Regions from separate parts of the Homo sapiens genome. Here region 2 is linked to region 1. The links are chromatin contacts, found by Hi-C or POLR2A ChIA-PET in ENCODE. All regions are on one chromosome and are shown on one strand. The core of a region is the stretch at or near the end of the contact, and the rest is flanking DNA. Distances in the headings are between cores, read along the strand shown.

Region 1 (3,093 bases), core at 441-2,940:
GTGACAGAGCGAGACCTTGTCCCAAAAATAGAGAGGTGGGGTTGGGGATGACACTTGAACCCCAATCTTCAGACTCCTAAGCTTTTCAGTTTTATGACAGTGCTTCATCTTAAGGTAAATGGAAAGTAAATGAAATAATTGTTAGAATATTAATGTTTAATAAGTTTATTTCCGACTGAAATGACGTTTATAAGGTTATCATATAACCTATCTACCATTATCTAATATTTTAAATTTGTTTAATAAAAACAGTATGTTACCATATGCTGTTTATAGCATCTTGCTTTTTAAACAAAGATACCCATTTCCTGTTTTTCTCCCCTTGATATTTGAAGGTTTCACGTTATTTTAAGTCTAATTTTATCATTAACCATTTGATACAAAAATGTGTCCTTGGCAGGGCGCAGTGGCTCACGCCTGTAATCCCAGCATTTTGGGGGGCCGAGGCGGGTGGATCACCTGAGGTCAGGACTTCGAGACCAGCCTGGCCAACATGGTGAAACCCCGTCTCTACTAAAAATACAAAAATTAGCCGGGCGTGGTGGTGGGCGACCTAATTCCAGCTGCTCCGGAGGCTAAGGCAGAACTGCTTGAACCCAGGATGAGGAGGCTGCAGTGAGCCGAGATTGTGCAACTGGACTCCAGCCTGGGCGACAGAGTGAGACCCCGTCTCAAGAAACAAACAAAAACCAAAAAACCAAAAATGTGCCCTGAAGTCTTCCACATTGTATTATTTAAGCCTCACGTGAGTTAGCAAGGTCAGTTTACACGAGATAAACTTAGTAAGGTTAAGTGCCCAGATCCAGGCCATACAAGCGGTCGTTCTATATTCTAAATTCTATGCTTCTTAAAGTTAAGAATGGGTAGTAGTTAAGAAGCTACTACTAACAGTATGAGATAAAATGATATTTTAAAGATGAACAGATGTCGCATTCTAAAAAGGTGAAAACGCGGCAAGGCACAGGAACTCTTCATAATACTGCAGTTTTTAAGAAACATGGGCTGGTCTTGACGAGACCTATAGGCAGACAGGGCTCAAACATTCAAAAGAGCTGCAGAGTAAACTCAACTCCGGGAAAGCGCTGCACTGACTGGCAGATTCCACACGAGACACTGGCCTCCCACGTGTCTTTCAGGAAACATACAAAATTCAAGGGATAAAGGAAGCCAAGAAGGGGTTGCGAAAAAGGGAAAAAAAAAAAAAACAAAAGCGAACAGAGCTTCCCTGGGACGTTCAGGGAGCGCGGAGGGTGCGGGAAGGCTGGGGCGGGCGGAGGGAATTCGCAGAGCATCTGGCGGGCACCGAGGTCTGGGAACAGGCCTGGAGGCAGCTCGGTTCGTGGAGAGAGCGGGCTGCCCGTGGGCCCCACCCTGTAGGGCCCCCCAGTAGATCTGCTCCCTTGGTTCGGGTGGGCAGGGGAGGGCAGAGCGCAAAAGAGAAAAGCAGGGAAGGAGACGCTAGAAGAGCCACGGGTAGGCGCGAGTCAGAGTCCGAGGTTCGAGGGCTCTGGGCCGGCCGCATCTGCGAGCCCTCCGAGGCGCCGTAGCCCCGCCCCTCCGGCGCGTGGCGCCCATGACGCTAGGCGCGCGGGCCGCTCTCCTTACAGAGGTCGCTCTTGTCCGAACGGTCGGCCTCTGCTGCGCCTGCGTGGTCGGGAGGGGAAGTGAGGCGGTTTCCTCGGCGCCTTTTCCGGCAGCGGCGGCGGCAGAACTGGGAGGAGGAGTTGGAGGCCGGAGGGAGCCCGCGCTCGGGGCGGCGGCTGGAGGTAACCCCTTGGGCCGAGCTGGAAAGGCGGGCCACCTCGGTCTTCGCTCCTTTGTGGAGCTCTGGCAGTAACTCCCCTCCCTCTCTGTTTCTCTGCAGGCAGCGCACCGAGTTCCCGCGAGGATCCATGACCTGACGGGGCCCCGGAGCCGCGCTGCCTCTCGGGTGTCCTGGGTCGGTGGGGAGCCCAGTGCTCGCAGGCCGGCGGGCGGGCCGGAGGGCTGCAGTCTCCCTCGCGGTGAGAGGAAGGCGGAGGAGCGGGAACCGCGGCGGCGCTCGCGCGGCGCCTGCGGGGGGAAGGGCAGTTCCGGGCCGGGCCGCGCCTCAGCAGGGCGGCGGCTCCCAGCGCAGTCTCAGGGCCCGGGTGGCGGCGGCGACTGGAGAAATCAAGTTGTGCGGTCGGTGATGCCCGAGTGAGCGGGGGGCCTGGGCCTCTGCCCTTAGGAGGCAACTCCCACGCAGGCCGCAAAGGCGCTCTCGCGGCCGAGAGGCTTCGTTTCGGTTTCGCGGCGGCGGCGGCGTTGTTGGCTGAGGGGACCCGGGACACCTGAATGCCCCCGGCCCCGGCTCCTCCGACGCGATGGGGAAGGTGCTATCCAAAATCTTCGGGAACAAGGAAATGCGGATCCTCATGTTGGGCCTGGACGCGGCCGGCAAGACAACAATCCTGTACAAGTTGAAGCTGGGCCAGTCGGTGACCACCATTCCCACTGTGGGTTTCAACGTGGAGACGGTGACTTACAAAAATGTCAAGTTCAACGTATGGGATGTGGGCGGCCAGGACAAGATCCGGCCGCTCTGGCGGCATTACTACACTGGGACCCAAGGTCTCATCTTCGTAGTGGACTGCGCCGACCGCGACCGCATCGATGAGGCTCGCCAGGAGCTGCACCGCATTATCAATGACCGGGAGATGAGGGACGCCATAATCCTCATCTTCGCCAACAAGCAGGACCTGCCCGATGCCATGAAACCCCACGAGATCCAGGAGAAACTGGGCCTGACCCGGATTCGGGACAGGAACTGGTATGTGCAGCCCTCCTGTGCCACCTCAGGGGACGGACTCTATGAGGGGCTCACATGGTTAACCTCTAACTACAAATCTTAATGAGCATTCTCCACCCATCCCCTGGAAGGAGAGAAATCAAAAACCCATTCATAGGATTATCGCCACCATCACCTCTTTCAATTGCCACTTTCTCTTCTTTTGAATTTGAACTCTGGAGTTACTGTTCTACAGTTTGGCGGGGACGGGGCTTGGGGGTTTTCTCTTTTGTTTGTTTCCCTTTCTTTTTCCTTTTTTTTTTTTTTTTTTTTTTGTTGGCTTT
Region 2 (3,093 bases), core at 241-2,740, 440 kb after region 1:
AAAACAATCACCACCCCCCTGAAATTTCTGTTTTGTGTAAATTTAGACTTCAAATATAATGTTAGGTTTATTTAAAGTGGAAAATACTTGCAAATGTTTTCTTAATAGGATGTGATCCATTTAAAAAAATTGAAAATATACTTTTCCAAGGAGAATTTTTTTTTTTTTTGAGACGGAGTCTTACTCTGTCACCCAAGCTGGAGTGCAGTCGTGCAATCTCAACTCACTGCAACCTCCGCCTCCCAGGCTCAAGCAATTCTCCCGCCTCACCCTCCTGAGTAGTCGGGATTACAGGCGAGCGCCACCACGCCTAATTTTTTTTATTTTTAGTAGAGACGGTTTCACCATGTTGACCAGGCTGGTTTTGAACTGACCTCAGGTGATCTGCCTGCCTTGGCCTCCCAAAGTGCTAGGATTACAGGTGTGAGCCACTGCCCAGCCAGGAGAAGAATTCTAAAAGGAACACTTTTCATTGCATGGATTGACATAAGTAATTCAGATTCCCCAGTGATGACAACTGCTGTGTGCTTCCTGGTCTGTTGGAAGCCATGATTTTTACCTTTAGGAGCCCCAGGGCAGGATAAGAGATGTTTGGGAATTTTAATTCAAGTGGTTCCTGTTGAAAAGAAAAGAGGTTTTTAATTTACAGCATGTATTCAAATTAAGGTTACCTCAAATTAAATCTTTTGATAGAAACATTTTCCTGGCACCTTCCTCACGTCCTCCACCCTTTGCCCACCCAACCTCCTGCCCAAAACAGTCTCCCTTTGCCTTTTTCACAAGCTTTCTCTCCCCACCTCCAAATCGCTTTTCCAAATTTGCTTCGTAACTACTCCCTTAACTTCCTGCTCTGATACCAATGGAGATAGCAAATTATAAATAAAAATACTAATGAAAAAAAACTTTTCTGAGCAGTTTTTTTTTTGAGGGGGTGGGGGGGCTCAAGTTATATAACTTGCCTTTCCTGAGAATAATTTTTGGCATTTATAGTGTGATTTATAAAAAGGTAGCTGGCTGGGTGCGGTGGCTCATGCCTATAATCCACTCAGGCCAAGTCTGATGGCTTGAGCCCAGGAATTTGAGACCAGCCTGGGCAACATGATGAAACCCTGTCTGTCTCTCTAAAAAAAATACCAAAAAACTAGCTGGGGGTGGTGGTGTGCGCCTCTAGTACTAGCTACTTGGGAGGCTAAGGCGGGAGGATGGCGTGGGTTTGGGAGATTGAGGCTGCAGTAAGCCATAAATGTGCCACTGCACTCCAGCATGGGCGACAGAGCAAGACCCTGTCTCAAAAAAAAAAAAAAAAAAAAAAAAAGGCAGCTCTAATTCTAATTATATAAAGGGAGCTGCAAAATAGATGTTTTTCCCCTACCCAGGTGAACAGATGCTTCTTGATTTTCTGGAATAAACACTGTTGTCTCCTCCCACTAGGGCCTGCTGCTTCCCTTCTCAGCCTGCTGTTTAAACAGTCTCCTGTGGGGCATTCGTCAATCTCCTTTTGGCCGTATAAGGCGATTTTGCGCCAGTCACGTGCTGGAGACAATCAGGAATAACACTATAAATGGGAGGAATGCCGAATGTCAGGCAGACAAACAGGCCAGTTAAAGAGACATACCACTGACAAAGGCTAATTGAGCAGAGAGGCTGAGAAAATAAGAGCCAGCCAAGCTGAGCAAAATAAGTGACTGCAGTGCATTGTGTGTATAAAAGTGGCAGTGTGTGAGCTGCCGACTGGAGTGACTGGCCAGGCTCATCTAATCAAACAGTCCTGGTGCTGTGGCCAGCTTTCACAGTACAGTATTATTTTGGACAGGCAACCAGCTCCCAATAACCAATTCTGGATTGTACACATACTAATCATTGATAAGAGTAGGAGAGAAGAGCCTCTGTTTCAGAGTTCCCTATGTCAACAGGAGAAAAAAAAAATCCTAAAGTAGGTTTGTATTAGCCCTTGACAGTAGCCCCTGTTGCACCCTCATACTTCCACTCATGCTCCATAGCTTAAATATTTCTCTTGTTCTTTCTGTCGGTTGAATCTGAGCATCACTGGGGTTTGACGTGCCATTGCTATATCATCGAGCTCTGCTGTCTCAGCAACAATGTCTGGATGAGGCCAACTGGTTGCCTGTGATACGCTGGAGCCCATCTGTGAGCGTTTCACAGCCCCAGAAGCAAGCAGGCCTCCCTCTGTCAGGGTTACTGACAGGCAGAGGGACTGGGGCACAGATGTTCAACCAGTGCAGCCCCCGCACTGCCTCTTCCTGTGTTTCTGTCAACAGGAAATCTGCAGGACAATCTCTGGGAAGCCATGGGAAGCTTCTTACATTTATGAAACCTGGGTTATTTCTGAGGCTTCACCAACAGACAAGTGAACAGGAAATCACTAGGGATATTTAGTGCACAACTGGGAATGTCCAGATCACAAGGAAGCCAGATGGGTCACCTCCCATATGTCAGGTGTCATTCCTGCCCCTCCGTCCCAGCAAGACCCACTTTGAATGCTAGTGCTACAGGAGGAAGAGGCAGTGGAGAAGCAGAAACCTTCATTGTGGGACAAGCCAAGAGGTTAGGGAACAAACAAAACACAAGTGGTAGAGACAGAACTTCCATCTGAAAACTGAAGGGTTTAGTGAGAAACTGGAGGGTTAGTTTCATTTTTAAGATACCTTCCTCAGTAGAAACTCAAGATTTCACAGACCTTAATTATGCTCTGAAATGTTTTTGATTACAATACAGGCTCATTAGAAGACATTCAAAAATATAAAAAATCATAAAGTTACCCCAAAATCCCACCCAAAAGAGATATCCACTCTTAGTATTTTGATATATATCCTTGCAGCCATTTATTTCACAAATGTAAAAAAAAAAAGCTTTGTGATTTCCCAGATGTTGTCACATTATTTTGTATTTATATATGTAAATATATGTATATATGCATTGTGTGCATATTACATTTTTATTAAAACTTTGTCAAATTATACATACTGGTTTTTTTGTTTGTTTTGTTTTTGTTTTTGTTTTGAGACGGAATCTGGCCCTGTTGCCCAGGCTGGAGTGTACTGACGTGATCTCGGCTCACTGCAACCTCCACCT

What was found. Hi-C counts contacts between places; a loop is a spot of excess contacts on that map. ChIA-PET counts read pairs that join two places held with the same protein, here RNA polymerase II (POLR2A). Pooled maps may share reads with other maps.
Region 2: a pooled map shows a loop between it and region 1 (3-fold over the local background). The contact joins the enhancer-like site here to the promoter of ARF6 in region 1. A Hi-C loop is called at or near these places in 9 of 50 pooled maps. POLR2A ChIA-PET finds 5 or more read pairs at or near these places in 3 of 52 experiments (GM10248, SK-N-SH and activated CD4-positive, alpha-beta memory T cell).

The regions. Positions count from the first base shown.
Region 1 is chr14:49,891,392-49,894,484 of GRCh38, forward strand. It overlaps ARF6 (ARF GTPase 6), which reads left to right and starts at 1,691. Exons shown (of 2, transcript NM_001663.4): 1 at 1,691-1,766; 2 at 1,865-3,093. The coding sequence starts at 2,346. The coding sequence ends at 2,873. RefSeq lists enhancers at 1,251-1,350, 2,221-2,540, 2,571-2,620 and silencers at 1,441-1,830, 1,871-2,060.
Region 2 is chr14:50,334,006-50,337,098 of GRCh38, forward strand. CDKL1 (cyclin dependent kinase like 1) reads right to left here. Exons shown (of 10, transcript NM_004196.7): 8 at 560-616. Among named protein-coding and RNA genes, the nearest start is that of DMAC2L, 23 kb to the left of the region's middle. RefSeq lists an enhancer at 1,538-2,159. Within about 2 kb of position 1,491, at least 26 of the 41 ENCODE cell types and tissues checked have a DNase peak (open chromatin) inside an H3K27ac peak, as active enhancers do.